Regions from separate parts of the Homo sapiens genome. Here region 2 is linked to region 1. Evidence: chromatin loops called from intact Hi-C (ENCODE). Cell type or tissue: MCF 10A. All regions are shown on one strand. Links, peaks and the distances in the headings refer to the core of each region. The heading gives the core; the rest is flanking DNA.

Region 1 (8,156 bases), core at 1,583-6,582:
AACCAAGGGAACAGATGTGAGTTATTGATTAGTGCTGAAGGGAAAGGGGTAGGCTGTTTTTTAGTAACTAGGGGCAGGAAGGAACAGGAAAGCTGAGTTTGAGAACAAAAGACAAGGAAGTTAGCAGGCTAAATCTTTGAAGAAAAACTCAGAGAAATTCATTGTATCTTACAATTCCTCCCTTTTAAATTTTCTTATGATTCTTTCTCTTCAAACTTTTTTTTAACATGTCTTGGCTTTGCTGTTCGATTTGATCTTCTCAAAAGAAATGCTTACTTGAATAAGGTGTAGCAGAACTAAGGGAGGCTCTAGTAAGTGCTGTTTGTACAATCCTTTGTATTAGCACACGGATGCATGGTATGACACAACACCTAACAAGAATGAGTACACCTATTACGATTGCAAGAGAAATAAGAATTGAGGCTATGATTCCTTTTCATTTACCAAACCACTTTCCTAGCCATCCTGGAATAGGGTCATTGATTCCAGAATTTTTAGCTAATTAATTGGATAAAGCGATAAGTCCTTGTAAAGCCTTTGTTATGCTCCCTTCGCACACAGTGTTGTTTGGGATGAAGGTACAACATTGGGTTTTAATCACCACACAAACTCCACCTTTTTCGGCTAACGACATGTCCAGAACTATTCTGTTTTCCCAAGCCATTTGGCTAGGAGGCCCTAATTGGTCAGCTACTACTTTGATAGCATCCCTAGCATAATTAATAAACCACTGCTGATTATAATAGATGTAATTTATCCAAGCTACATTTTTAGTAATAGTTACCCATGGAAATACGGATTCAAATCCTGCAGCTATTTGGTCACGGGCTTTGAACATGTCAGGCACTCCTTGTGAGACTCCAATGGCATCTATGTACATTTGAGAGTCAAAAGACCCATAAAGGGCTTCTCTTATTTTTCAGTGTTGTGGTTTTTCTTTTTCTGGTTGATGAACTGCCAGGGTGAAAGGGACAGCCAACTGGACAAGAGCACAAGTGCCACTCCGGTTACTTGGCAGAGTGTCTAATAAGGGTCCACTGTAATACCTCCATCCATCCGTTCGAGGATGACTAAGGGCAGACTGATGGGTAAGCTCTTGGAAGGGCTTAAGCTCACTGCATCCCGTTAAGCTTCCAAGGAACACCAAATTCTCCCCCTGTCCTGAGAGACATGAGGTGAAATTGACGTTGGGAGATAGAAGCTGAGTGGTGCTCAGAGGCTGACCCGCAGGGTGTTGGACTTTGGGATACAGCAGAGAGACAGCTTGGCATGATTTGTTGCCTCAGGCTGTGGAATCCTGGAAAAGAGCTACCATACAGCCCATGCCTGTTTATTGAAGGACCATCCTAGTGGAAAGGGGACAATCTGGGCCTCTGGTCTGCCATGTGCACAAGCATAACAATTTCTTTTGTTTAACGTGCGGACTGAATATTGAATCCATTCCAACCGGGCATTAACATCTTGATATCCTGTTTCAATTGCTAGGGTTTGTCTTCAATCTTTTACTTCTACAATATTTATGTTGGCATTGTTGTTAGGTAGGGTAGAAGGTTCTGATGGAGAAGGAGAAGGGGGATCAATAAAGCGTATTTTAAAGAAGACTGTAGGGTCATATCCATTGGCCTCTGCTCCTGAGCCGTAAAAGCATTCTAAAGGGGGTGCAGGGTTGGTGGAGGTTAAGGGTGTTAATAGAGATAGTTACCGGGTTACAATAGTCAAGTTGACAATTAGAGGAGTTGGTTCTTTTGGTGAGGCAGAGGTAAGATTTTAGGTCAGTACAGCCTTCTGGGGAGGTCCCAACGTGTTCTCTGGTAGTTAGGATGACATCTGCCCATTGAGAACATATCTCTCAACTTGGGGTGCCCTGGTACCCCCACCATGAGCAAGGTGTGGGGTCAGCAGCTTCTCTGAAGGGGCAGAGGTATTTTTCTAAGGTAGTGACATACCTTTGCCAGTATTCATCCTTCTCACAAGGTATAACAAGGCAAGCATCAAAGTTAATGATTTGGGGTGAGTCTAAATTAGTTACATTGATAACAAGGTCAGCAATAGAATGAGGAAAGAAGAAAGGGTAATAGAATAGATAAAAGAGGTTAGACTTTTCTTAACCTTAGTTTGAGGGGGATTTTCCCTTGGATAATGGTCCACAACTTGAGGAATGGTGTTGCTTTCTTGACTCGGGTGTGATGGCTCCATCTTTTCTTGCTGCCTGGACTGCGGTTTCAGTGGTGGGAAGTACTAGGCCGGCTCCTCAGGCTGGTGTTGATGTACTGGGAACTCTAGGGGCAGCGCCTGTACTGGAAAATTTTGAGTTCTGAGGGAAGAGAAAGTGGAAGATAAACCAAGTATGTAGGAATGTTGGCAGTGGATTGTTTTGAGAGGTAGTTTGGAATAGGAAGATAGAAGACATTTGATCTCTGGCAACCAAGTCTCTAGACTTATTTGGCTGAGGGTATAAATTCCTATACACTCATAAACTTTGAGTGTGCTATACATGGCTTGGGGTCTTTAATGGGTCCTCTAATGTAGGTGGGATAGGACTTCCTTCATAAGAGGTTTGAATAACATTTCTCTGAGTTCTCTTTAGCGCCTACAGGAGAAATGGCAGCCAGTCCGGCTTTTCTGATTTGCTAGGTTATTTTCTTGACTCTTGAAAGACAGGCTTTTTGGTACCTGGAGACACAGACAATAGCTATTTTCTTTTCTGGTAACTGAAGGTTATTTAAGACTTACGTGATTAACTCCTCATAAACAAGGCTTTGACTTTTACTATTAATTCAGTCTGAAATTTTCTAAATATATGAATTACCACAGAGGCGTATTTAGAATTAGTATAGATGGTTCTTTCTGGGTCCTGCAGGTACTTTAAAGTTTGACTAAGTGCAGACAGCTTATAAATTTGAATAGACTAATTATTAAACACTTTGATTTTATTTCTCTAGGAACTTTTTTTTATTAATTACTGAACACTTATTGTGTTCTTTTTCCCTTAATCACTTTTGAAGGGGGTTTTTCTTAAGTTTGGCCAGATGTTTGTATGGTACTCACTTAAATCTAAACATGTGTGCTTTCTTTTTAGATTTGGATCTCTTGTTAAGAAATGTGATAGGTTAAGTTCTTAGTAGTTAATGTTAAACCATCCTTTTTAACAGAATAGCTTCATACTTATACATTTGTAATTTTTTTCTGGTGGCACATTTTAATATAAGTGACTTTAAAGAATCAAAGTTCTTTTCTGGTGGATACTTCCACCTTTAACACTGGACTGACCACAATAAATGCTAGTAGATATACCAGCTGAAAGATAGTTCTACTTCTTGCTCAGGAAACTTAGCTGCAGAGATGCCTAGCTGCTTGGAGCCTCAGCTGAAGCCCCGTATTACTTGGCGCTGGCAAAAGTAAGGCAGATGACCTATAATGTAGTCTGCTCGGGGCACAGGCTGTGGCCCAGGCTGTGTGTCCTGTAGAGCCACCGTCAATATGGTGCTGGGACCCTGGACCAGCTGGTGGGGCAGGAGCATGGACTTTGGCTGCCGTGGAGGTGCACTATGGGCCGTACAACTCTGACAACATGTTGCGGCGGATCCTTGATGACAAAAGCCACCTGGCAACTTAGGAGCTTGGAGTCCTTTTGAGGAGGGGGACTTAGGCTGGGGAAGAACAGACTTATGGAGTGATACCTGAGGGGAAGGGGGGGGTGTATTAGGTGGGGGATGGTCTAGGGGATCCTGTGTGCTGTTCTTTTTGCTAGGATCCCCTAAGACCCTTCCTTCACTGTCTTTTTCATTCAAGATGATTCTGTCCTTAATGGGGCGCATGTACAACTAATTTTCCTCCAAAGATTAGTTTTTGACTTGCTCCTTTCAATCCTTGGAGGAGGGGAAAGGACAAGGCCTTGCCACCAACATAGGGCATAATCTATTTCCTCTTGGGAGGCAGGTCTTCTACTAGCAACATTTTCTATTAGAAGTTCACAAATCCATTCCTCATTCAACCCAAATTCTGGCCAGAAAACTAAGGGTTCAAGGATTGATCCTTGAGTCCAATTGGAACAGCAGTATTTTATCATTTGTTGCTCTTCTTATGTTTAATATTTTAATTATCTTTCTAATGTTTTAACACGAGACCTAGGGGACTATCAGGAGGTATCTTTGTTGCTAACTTTATCTTTTTTGCTTGTAATATTTCCCATCCAGGGCCCTGCCTAGGCTCAGTTCCTCGTATTAGGAATCTCTTGCCTAGTGGGAGCTTGCTGTGGCTCAACCCCTCATGTTAGGGATCTCTGGCCTATTTGGGGGGTTCCTTGTTGCTTAACCCTTCATATTTGGTGGTCTCTTGCCTATCCTCCACTGGAAGCTTTGCTAAGGCTCAATTCGTCTATCCTTTAGCTCCACCTGCTGGAGTCTTCTTGCATCCTTCTTTTGCTTTGTCTGCTCTGACTGCTTTCCTCGCGGGAATATTGCAGGTCCCTCTTAGCATTGATGGCAGGTCAGAATAAACCCCTGAAGGGACCCCCTGAAGGGCCACCCTAAGCCTTATGAAGTGACCTCGGAACCGCAGATTAGACTCACTCACTCCGTACAGCAGTAGTGCTTGTTATCATTCATGCACTCAGCCTCCGGAATGCCCCAACCCCCACCCCTAACCACCAAGGAAGTGCTTTGTTGCCCCTGTGACGTTTCCTACATTCTGTCTGAGCACAGAGTTTACCTGGTTGCTGTGGTATTGCAACCCTCTCCTCCCCGCATCGCTGAGAGTCCGGGTTCATTTGTCTCAACGGGGGGGTCTCAATCTCTTGTACCTGAGGCCACTGCAACGGGGCAGTGGGACGCCATCTCCTCTGGGTAGGGTGATGGAAGACCCCTTTCAGAAAGAGAATGGGGATCTCGGACGAGCCCCCAGAATTGTTGGATATAAAATGCTTTAGGAATAAATGCTTGATGCCGTGAAGTGAAACCAGCACTCAGCAAGGCAATTTACTTCTGCAGAAGGGTGCTACCTGCATCAATCAAGATCTCACGAGCACACTGAACAAAGACGACCAGGGGCTTTTTTTATTCTTAACATAGTCCCTACCTCTGTGTCACTCCCCCATCAGCTGGGTCGGACCACACAATCTGAGCTGACCCGATTGGCAACTTGTACATATTTTTCTAAATATAGAAGGGGACGGGGATGTGAGGTACAGAGGTGGACCGTGTGAGATGTGCAGTTTCAGGGGAACAATGACTACAGGTAACCAAGGGAACAGATGTGAGTTATTGATTAGAGCTGACAGGAAAGGGGTAGGCTGTTTGACAGTAACTAGGGGCAAGGAGGAACAGGAAAGTTGAGTTTGAGAACAAAAGACAAGGAAGTTAGCAGGCTAAATCCCTGAAGAGAAACTCAGAGAAATTCACTGTGTCTTACATATGTAAACCCATCTTCAGCAGCTTCATGCGTTATGTAGTTTTTAGCAGATATGCCCTCTTAGAATAACTACTCGCTTTGGAAGTAGACACTTGTGCTTTCTCAGCAGATTTTGTCATCTACCTTTCATGGGGTCATGAATATTACTATGGCCCCATCACGGATGGTATATATTGGCAAAAAATATATATTTTGCAAGTTACACTCTTACCACTTTACTTTTTCAACATAAGTTCAAGTCTTACTTTTTAAGTAAACGTGCACTTTCACCTTTTGAGCTCATTGCTGCTATAGGGTTTATTGTAAAATTTTAAAAGTATAACCTAACATTAGAAAAGTAAATAGCTATAGCTCCTACTGTAAAACAGTCATCCACTATAATAAGAGCCCTCTGACTATCTCTATAGGCAGGACTGCTTGGCCTCTGTTTCCTATCTCACATGTTTCTTTTTGACCTTATCAGGTGGTAGCCTCAAGCCCTTGGCTATTTCACAGGACATGAACAAGTGACTGACAGGAGCAACAGCAACGAATATGTCTCACTACCACTGAAGCCAGTTAGCTGGTCCTGGTCACTTGTGTCTTTACACAGTTTATTAGAAGCCCACTCCATGCTGTCTAGAAAGGGAATATTACATATATTCTAGAATCAGCTGGGAAAGGAGGATTGGGTTATCTATTACTGCTCAACTTTCAGATGTAACTACCCGTTTATGTGTGAACTTACACCTATATTTATGCACTACAGATGTCACAACAGAAGATAGAAGTACAAAATGGGGGGTCTTCCTATTCCTGCTCATTTTCATGCAACTATGAATGATGATAGTACATTGTTTAAAAAGTTACTGGCCTGGCATGGTGGCTCACGCCTGTAATCCCAGCACTTTGGGAGGCCCAGGTGGGTAGATCATGAGGTCAGGAGTTTGAGACCAGCCTGGCCAACATAGTGAAACCCCATCTCTACTAAAAGTACAAATAATTAGCCAGGTATTGTGGCGCATGCCTGTAATCCCAGTTACTTGGGAGGCTGAGGTGGGAGAATTGCTTGAACCTGGGAGGCAGAGGTTGCAGTGAGCCAAGATGATGCCACTGCACTCCAGCCCAGGCGACAGTGTGAGACTCTGTCTCAAAAAAAAAAAAAAAAGTTCCCAACAGAGGTAATGCTAAACCAATAGATCAATAGATGTAACAGGAGCTGTCCTGGGCAAGCTGGGATGTGTGGTTTCCATACTTGCAAGTCACTTTGCCAACTCTATCCACTCTGCTTGAACTCTAAATATTGGAGTGCTCTGCTGGGTACTGGGACCCCTTGACTTCTCCCTGGTTGCTCTCACTTTGACTGATACTGAAACTCTCAAATCTGTATCTCTACTCCCTAAAAATTAAGACTTAAATACCCTACAACCTACTTATATCTCTGCTTAGATATCTAGTGAAATCATCTTACACAGCTCTATGTGTCTCTGAGTAATGAAACACTCAAAACTTAGTGGTGTAAAACCATAACGATTTCATTATGTCCAAGGATTCAGTGGGTAAGAAATTTGGACAGGTCAGAGCAAGATTTGTTTATTTCTGTTCTGTGATGTCTGGGGCCTCGGCTGGAAAAACTCAAACAGCCAGGGTGACTTGAATGGCTGGGGACTAGACTTATCTGGAGGTTTCACTCTCATGTTTGGCGTCTGGGCTGGGATGTCTAAAAAGCTGGGCTCAGCTAAAACTGTCAACCAGACCACCTATATGGGGCTTCTTCATGCGGCTTGGGCTTCTTTTTGTGGCAACTGGGCTCTAAGAGAGGCCCAAGAGGGACCATCCTGAGAGCAAGTGTTTCTCTGCAAAGCTTCCTCTGACCTATCCTTGAAAGTTAGGCAGCATCACTGCCACAGCCTTCTACTGGATATAAGCAAGTCTCTAAGGCCAATGCAGATTTATAGGAAAGGGATGCGACTACACCTCTTGATGGGTGAACAGCAAGGTCACATTGCAGAGGAGCATTCTGGCCACTTTGGAATATACAACCTGCCATACACCCCTAATATGGCTAAAACAGAACTCTATTTCTAATTCACTCATTTCCTTGAATAAATAAAACCACATCTGCCCAATTGCTACAAACTCCAAACCTAGGAATTATTCTTGCTTCCTCTCTTTCTTGCACGCCCCACATTTAATGCACCATCACCACATCATCTCAACTCTACTTCCAATGCATCTCTCAAATACGTTCACTTCTCTGCATCCCTGCCACCACCACCCTGTGGCAAGCCACCACCGTTTCTCACCTAAACCACTGCAATAGCCCAGGAACTGATCTCCTTGTTTCTATTCTTGTTCCCTATAATCTATGTGCTACACAATAGAGAGATTAATACATTTAAAATGTAAATTAGATCATACCACTCCCCTGCATAAAACCTTACTCAGAAGTTAGAATAAAACCCAGATAAATGTCTTCCCCTGGCTTTGACAGTCTTACATGATCTGGCCTCAGGTCTTGACTCCAGCTTCATCTGGTCACCATTTGACCTATCATCTACTCAGTCTCACTCGTATTCACTTTCTTTCCATTTCTCAAATACTCTCAAGGGCTTTATCTCCGCTGTTTCATTTTCCTGGAATATTCGCTGCATTTTGCATGCTGGCCTATTGTCATTTAAGTCAGTTTAAATGTCACTTCCTTGTGGCATATCCAATCTCTTAATATAAAAGTAGCCTATCAGATCACTGCCCTATTCCCTAATTTA
Region 2 (8,156 bases), core at 2,131-7,130, 620 kb before region 1:
TTGGACACTCACAGTTTTTCGGCTGTCTCCAGGAAACTGGAGCAGCAATCTGCTTCCTTCAAAGGGTCTATGGATTCTCTGCTTTCCTGGTATGTTCCTGTGGTAGTTCTTGGAACAAAAGTCCATGATGTGAATCTCCATACACTGCTCTGTCCATCTGAGTGGGAGCTGCAGGTTAGTCCTGGCTCCTTTTAGAGGAAAATCTGTCATTTTCCTCTAAATCACACAGTGACTTCTTTCTAAAGAGTACAATATTAAAGGTGAGGGGGAAGAGCAACTTGTCAGTGGAAAACAAAATAAACACCACCCCAGCCAAATGATCAATGCTAATATCAATAGTGTGTGTGTGTGTATGTGTCCTGGATATGCTGTGATGAAAATAATGCTGTGGCCTTTCTCTCAAACACCTAGTCCTAGTCAAATTGTAAGAAAAATATCAAATAAATCTAAGTTGAGGAATTTTCTCAAAATGCCTGACCAGACTCCTGAAAACCATCAAGGTTATCAAAAACAAGGAAAGTCTAAGAAACTGTCACAGCGAAAAGGAGCCTAAGGAGACACGATGACTATGTAACATGGTATCTTAGATGGGATCCTGGGACAGAAAAAGGATATTAGATAAAGAGTAAGGAAATATGAATAAAGTATGCACTTTAATTAATAATAATGTAGTAATATTGGCTCATTAATTATGACAAATGTACTATGCTAGTGTAAGATGGAAATAATAGGAGAAACTGGGAAAGTGACACATGGAAATTCTCTGCACAGTCATTACAATATTTTTATACATTTAAAACTATTCTAAAACAAAATATGTATTGTTAAAAAATGCAAAAGTATTAGCTTGGGAACTTGAAGTTTAGTTTTGGCTTTGTAGTTAATCACCCTTAATGGCTTTGAACAAGTCACTCAAATTAATTCTCCTTATCTATTCCAAAGAAAAATAGTGCAATATTATATCTAAGTTCCCTTTTATTTCTTAGAGGTGGGAACAAAAAGTCAAAATTCAAAGAAATTAATTTGAAAAGAAAATAATTTTGCCCTCTTTGGTGACGGTGTCATCTGACCCCTTCCTCTGAAACTATAGTGACATGTGAATCTCATGTGAATCAACATGGTACAGTAGAATGGGATTAGCAGTAAGAATTGGGAGATGGTGGTGACATTGTGAGGTAGTATTTTAGTCTGTTTGGGTTCTATAAAAGAATACCATAAACTGGATAGCTTATAAACAACAGGAATTTTTCATTGTCCTAAAAGCTGGAAAGTTCAAGATCAAGATGCCAACAGATTCATTGTGGGATGAGGGCCTACTTTCAAGTTCACAGAGGATGCCTTCTCACTGTGTGGTCACAGTAAGAAGCTCTATCTAGGGTGAAGAAGCTCTATCTGGTTTCTTTTATAAGGGCACTAATCCCACTCATGCAGGTTTCATGCTTATGATCTAATCACCTCCCAAAGGCCCCACCTCCTAATACCACCACCTTGAGGGTTGGGATTTCAACATGTGAAATTCTGGGGGACACAAACATGCAGACCATAGCAGGTAAGTTTTTAATTCCTGTTTTATAGAAAAAGGAAAAGTAGTGTCAGAGAGGCTAAGCAACTTGCCAAGATGCTGCAGTTACTAAGGCATGAAGACATGTTCCAAACTCAGATATGTCCAAAAGTAAAATCCCTCATATAATGACTACTAATTTCATATTTGCCATTCACTAACTTTGTGCCTTGGGAAAGCATGTAATCTCCCCGGGCTCAATTTCCTCATGAAATGAGGAATTTGGACTAGATGATTTCTAATATCCCTTCCAGTTCCAGTATTTTTATCTTTATTCTGAGAAATTAACATTGAATTTCTTAGTATAGACTGTAAAGGTTCACCACTTTGGAGCACTGACTAGTGGAACTCACTAAGATAATTAATCAAATGGGGGAGAAAATGATTAATTATATAAATATGAGCAATTGCTTAATACTCCAACACAAAATTATGATAGACCCCAGGAAGCCTAATGAGGATTCTATAACCTTGCTGCTGAACCAAAAACTAAAGAATCTTTGGTTCAAGCTCCTCCTGACTTACTCCCCAGCTGTAGGTAGGGAAGCTGATAAAGAGAAAGAGAGAGAACAATGTGCATTTTTCTGTTATATGCAGGGAGTCTACCTACTGAAAGGGGGCCCAGTGGACATGGAACTCTAAGATAAGGCATTCTTCCTGGGCAGCAGTGAGTATAGGTGAGTGTGCAGAGAATAAAAATAACCCATCCCAAACTCTTCCCTGCCTTGAAAGAGAAGATAGAAATCCTCTCCTCTATCAGCAGAGGCAGAAATACAAGGCGATCATAAATATTTTCCCAGTTTGTTGACTCTGCCTAATATAGTTTGGATATTTGTTCTTGCCCAAATCTCACGCTGAATTGTAATTTCCAATATTAGAGACAGGGCCTGGTGGAAGGTGATTGGATCATGGGGGTGGATCTCTCATGAATGATGGTGTATTAGTCTGTTCCCACACTGCTATAATGAACTCCCTGAGACTGGGTGATTTATGAAAAAAAAGAGGTTTAATTGACTCCACAGGCTGTATAGGAAGCATGGCTGGGATGTCTCAGGAAACTTACAATCATGGGGGAAGGCAAAAGGGAAGCAAGCTCATTTTCTCATGGTGGCAGGAGAGAGAGAGTGAAAGGGGAAGTGCTACACACTTTTAAACAGCCTGATATCGTGAGAACTCACTCACTATCATGAGAACAGCAAGTGGAAAATCTGCCCGTGTGATCCAGTCACCTCCTACTCGGTCCCTCCCCCAGCAATAGGAATTAAAATTTGACCCAAGATTTGGGTGGGGACACAGAACCAAACCATATCAAATGGTTTAGCACCATCCTCTTTTTGCTTTTTTGCCATAGTGAGTTCTTGTGAGATCCGGTCTTTTAAAAGTGTGTGGCACCTCCCCTCCCCACAACTGTCTCTCTTTTTCTTGCCCCTGCTTTTGCCATGTGAAATGTCTGCTCCTGCTTTGCCTTCTGCCATGAGTAAAAGCCCCCTGAGGCCTCCCCAGAAGCAGATGCTGCTATGCTTCTTGTACAGCCTTCAGTACTGTAAGCCAACTAAACCTCTCTTTTTATAAATTGCCCACTTTCAGGTATTTCTTTATAGCAATGCAAGAACAGTTTGATACACTGCCTAAATCCCTTTTTCCCCTAGTCAAGCTCAAAATAAACTATGTCCTGTTAAAAAGAAGGTTAGCAGTTTATGAGGTAACTCCTGGCCCATATACATGAGACTGTTCACTTCTACAAGCTCTGCTCTTTCTATGTTCTAAGACAATGAGATGAGCAATTCAGCTGTTGTCTCAAAGCCTCTGAAATGGATCAGAGAAAGAATTCTTAGTTAACCTTAGATAGCTCTCTTATGTATAGTCAACAGTTTCTTTTCATGGGGACAGGTGAAATTATGAGAAGCTTCCTATTAGCACACATGCATGCATACACACACACAACCCTCTCCAGCTCCCAAATTATCTGTCCCTTTCCCTTGGTATTAAAATTTCTTGAAAAAGTAGTCTAAATTCATTGTCTAATTATGTCACCTCTCACCTCTCAACTGACTCCTTTCTGGCTTCTTAAATTAAAACCTCTCTATCTAATCACCATCGACTTCCATATCACTAAATCCAAAGGGCAGTTTTCAATCCTCATCTCACACAATCCATCAGAAACATTTGAAATTGGAGTCAACTTTTTATCAGAAACATCCTCTTTACTTGAAACACCTTCATACCATCAAAACCAAGCATTAAGAGGTTAGGGGCCCATATTCCTTTGGTTTTTCTCTTCCCTCTCTGGCCCCTCCTTCTCAGCCACCTTGAAAGAACATTCATCCTTACCCATCTAGACATTAAATGTTCAAGTTCCATGAGCCTCTGTTCTATGCTCCCTTCTTTCACTATATAATTTTTCCTTATTCAGTATCATTCATAGCCATGGCTTGATTTCTGACTTATGAATAATACAACCAAATGTTGCAAATTTATTTCTCAAGCAGAAACCTCTCATCTGAGCTGCTGGCTCATATATTGTGATTGCTTGGCATATCTACTTAGACATCTCAAAAGTTCCTCAAACTCAGATTGAATTTATGATCCTCCCTCCAAGCTTCCTACAGTGTTCCCTGTCTCAGTGAATTACACCGGCGCTCATCCATTTAATTACTTAAGTCAGAAACCAAGTAGCAATCTTGGATACTTTCCATAGTCTAATATCTAGTGTATAATCAAGTCCTGTCCACTATTACTTCTTTATAATAAAATGTCTAAAATTCATCAATTTATCTTCATTTAATGCCCTAATTCAAGATTCTTTCATCTCTCATCTGTACTATTCCAATAGTTACTTTAAATTTATGCTTCAGCTTCTTAACTTCTTGCACCTTCAGCCTGTTGTGTTTTTGGAGCAAACTTTTCAGAAGCAAATCTGTTCCCATCACCTCATTGTTTAAAATTTTCCAGTGGCTTTGTAATGCTCTTAAGATAAAAACTAAAGTCTATAATATGGCCTCTGAGGTCCTACATGACTTTATCCATGCCTCTCTCTCCAGCTTCATCTCTTACCATCTCAACCTTATGTTTTGCATTCCACCTGCACTGGTTTAATTCATATTCTTAGCATATCAGGCCCTTTCTGTGGCAGTTTTTGTCTCAAAAGCTCTTCCTCTCTTTAACCCTACTAAAATTCTACTCTTCCTGTAGATTGCAGTTCATAGCATTTTCACAGGAGAGCCTTCCCCGATGCAGGTTCTTTTGGTAAAAGCTCTCACATTACAAATGTTTCTTCCCTTTAGAACTCCTGTTTCTATTGAAAAGCATACATTCATTGGGTGATTATTCAGCTATTGTCAGTCTCCCCAAGCACTGTGTTTCTGCTCATCATTATTCTCCAGAATTTAGAAGAATTCCTGGCACCTTGAATGTGTTCAATAAATGCTTGCTGAATGTGTGAATGAATGAAGAGGAGTCCCATTCAGATGCCTGGTTCCTCTGGCATTTACAGTATGTATTAGATAGGTGGCAGTAGAATAATAGATGCCACTCCTTCAGCATCTCTAGAGGTGAACTAATTCTACTCTGTCATTGTCCACTTTTGATTTTTCAAAGTTCCAAAGTAGTAATGGAACACATATAGCAGCAAACCCATAGCTACACAATTTAAAGCCAATGTGATTCTTGCAGCAAGAGCATTTTCCAAACAAAATCAAGAGCAAAAAGAAAAAAGTAATAGAAAAAAAATCTTTCAGCCGTATTGGGATCAATAAGTCAGTTGGTTTTAGTCTTCTGGGAGTTGATGACCTGAAAATTCAACTTCATTTGGGAGAAGTGCCCACCAATAAGTTAAGTGTGACCCTATTCATTTCATATGCATGAAGACAAGCTTCCTTGTGCTTTTGGCATCTTTGATCAAAAAGAGGACTTTGAGACAACCTCTCTTCCTACAAAATGGTGATATCCTCCACATTCAAGTCCCAAGGCACTCTATTTCCTCTGAGTACTAATTTACATATTTAAAGCCGCTCAATTTTTATTTTCCTTTAGTGTTCCAAAAAAATCAATGTTGACTCAAGTAGAGTTTCTGTTTAGTGACCACAAGTACCAATTCCTGTGACCATGGTATACCAGGTACCAGGTCTCTGGGCATTGTCAAAGAAAGGTCTGGCTTCTCCACATACACTGATATTTCCTCTGTGTTCTTCATCCTCTGCAGGGTCTTACACTTCTTTTCTCTGTGCTTTAGTTGGCTGCTTCCACAGCCTTATGCTCTGGAATACCTTTGCCCCAAGAATCCTAGTCTCTAAGAAATGTTCCATAGGGTGCCTCAGTTTTTGCATATCAGATTCTCACACTTCCTGAATTGGCTTCTCACAATTTTTGCCTATCAGATTCTCATACTTCCTGAATTTGGCTTCCTGAATTGTTCCTAGAGATAGCACTATTAGTAATTCTGAACACTGTGTCCTTAGGTATCCATTGCGGGGTAATATGCCCTTTGCCATGTTGTTTTTTTCCAAAATTTTGCTTTTCATCCCCTTTTAAGTTGTTGGGAAACTTGTTCTCTTTCATTGTCAGCAGAAACATCTTGCTTTCTTTGCTTTGCAGGGTTCTATTTCCCTCCATTCAGGTGGGCCCTGCAGAGGCTTAAGAAATTTAAACCATTTCTTAAGACAGTTCTGTTTCTTCACTACCACATATAGGGCAAAAGGTATTTATGTATCAGGATACCTTCCTTTTCTTTAGGTTCCAGCCACTGGTTTTCTCATATGCTTCTCCAGATTTGGTCTGATGAGATCTGTGGTGAGAAATAGGAAGTTAAAAAGGTTGTCTCAAATGCTTCTTTTAAAATATAAACTAGTCTTTATGTCATGAATAACCTTACCCCAGTTCGAGAATACACAATGGAGTGGGGCATTGAGTACCCCAGGAGCCTATGGATAACAGGTTGTGGGATAAGAGTCACCAAATTCCACCTTTATATGAAATACTTGATAGTGACCACTCAAAGTTCCCAAATCTCAAACATGGGTGGCCTGAACTTCTTGTGGAATTAAGCATCCCCTAGCCCCTTCAAGCATTCAAATTTTCCTAATCTAGTGGCAGCTTGTAATATCAGTTGTGATGACAATACGAACCCCTTCAGCCCACAGGAGTCAAAGCCAGCAGTTGAAGCCACTGTATAAAGCTTGGTACTGAGTCTGTGGTGCTACAGGTGTTTATATTAAATGAAAGAGCTTTGATCTCTCTATTGGATATTCTGGCCCCAAAATGCTAGTGCCTGCACCTATACCCAATGAACTCCCTGGCAAGTCAGTGGGTTGAGATAGAAGGTGCAACTAACCTTCTCATCCTTTCTAGGATTTTGACAGATGGAGGATATACACAGAAATCACAGGAAAAAAGGAAATGAGTGCAGATCTTATCAGTTTTTGTGTGACTCCAGTTACTACCAAAAAGACTAGAAAACTGTTTTAGCCAAGACATCAATCAGATACTCAGATTAGCTGCCCCTTCTCCTTGGAAATGAGGAAATAAACAAACACCAACCAAATAAGAAGAGTTTGCCATTGCAAGGGAGTCAGCCACCACCACTTCAACTTTTGCAGAGATTCAAAGGCATGCAGAGGAGTGGGAAAGCCTTATAGTGGAAAAAGGGGAATATTTAGGTATGCCTTGTTTGGAGGCTGTTGGTATGGGGAAGCTGTAGGCATGGACAGCTAGAAATAAGGCATCCTCTGTGATGGGTGGGGGTGCATATTTAGCTTTCATTAAAGTTTTAAAATTGGAATCAGGCACAAAATGAGGGAATATGTCAATTATTAATCAAATCATGGCCATTTTGGGCCAATTATTATAGAGGTTATTATTTGGCTTCCTGAAGTGTTCCTAGAGATAGCAGTCTGACTCCTTCAAGTCTGACTGGTTTCTTGGTTTGTCATTATAGAGAAAGGGGTTGGTTTCCTGGACAGGTTGCTGCAAGTTGTGAATCAGAGTTCTATTTTTACATATAGACTGGGCATTGCTGGTTTGTATATTCAGACTCCCAGAAGTAGGGAAAGGCCAGGAAGAAGGGGGTAAATGCCCTTTCTCTACTGCTATCTCATACTCCCAGAGAAGGTGCAGGTTTTAAGGGCAGAAGCATAAATGTCAGGAAACGGTCATAGGTAGCCCTCCTTTGCCCATCACTTGAAAATTATTAAAAATTCTCATTGAGGACTTGTCCCCTAAGTAATCAAGAAAAATAACATACAAAAATGAAGAACCATAAACTGAATTCAAATTAAAGTGTGCCCATAGCACAGAGATTTCTATGCAAAATAACTTTCCCTATAAACATACTAATGACATGTTATTTTGTATCAACCAGTATCACCATGTATCAACCTGTATCCCCATGTATCAACCTGGTGATTGGATGGAAGGTGCAGTACGTACACAGGTGTGCTTGACAAAGAGTGGGAAGGAGAGACCAAAATCTAGAGAGAGCCTGAGAGATCTGACTTGCTCCATCAGAGCTGTGCATGCTTCAGAAAGATTTGGGAAGTGCTCCTGTTAATTTTGCCTTTGAAATAGACTACTTTGGTTGAGATGCAAATATAAGGGCTGT

What was found. Peaks named below come from ENCODE experiments on the same cell type or tissue, not always from the same donor. Only the 100,000 strongest peaks of a DNase experiment are listed, where the experiment ranks them.
Region 2: it touches region 1 in a loop (7-fold over the local background); 1 of 110 quality-filtered maps calls a loop at or near these places.

The regions. Positions count from the first base shown.
Region 1 is chr6:84,963,190-84,971,345 of GRCh38, forward strand. LOC105377881 (a long non-coding RNA gene) reads right to left here and starts at 4,615. Exons shown (of 3, transcript XR_942746.2): 1 at 4,576-4,615; 2 at 2,110-2,314. In MCF 10A, for the core only: a CTCF peak has its summit at 4,378 (motif pointing left); a DNase peak (open chromatin) is centred at 4,402.
Region 2 is chr6:84,341,494-84,349,649 of GRCh38, forward strand. No RefSeq gene overlaps it. Among named protein-coding and RNA genes, the nearest start is that of CEP162, 120 kb to the left of the region's middle. In MCF 10A, for the core only: a CTCF peak has its summit at 5,084; no DNase peak of the experiment used is centred there.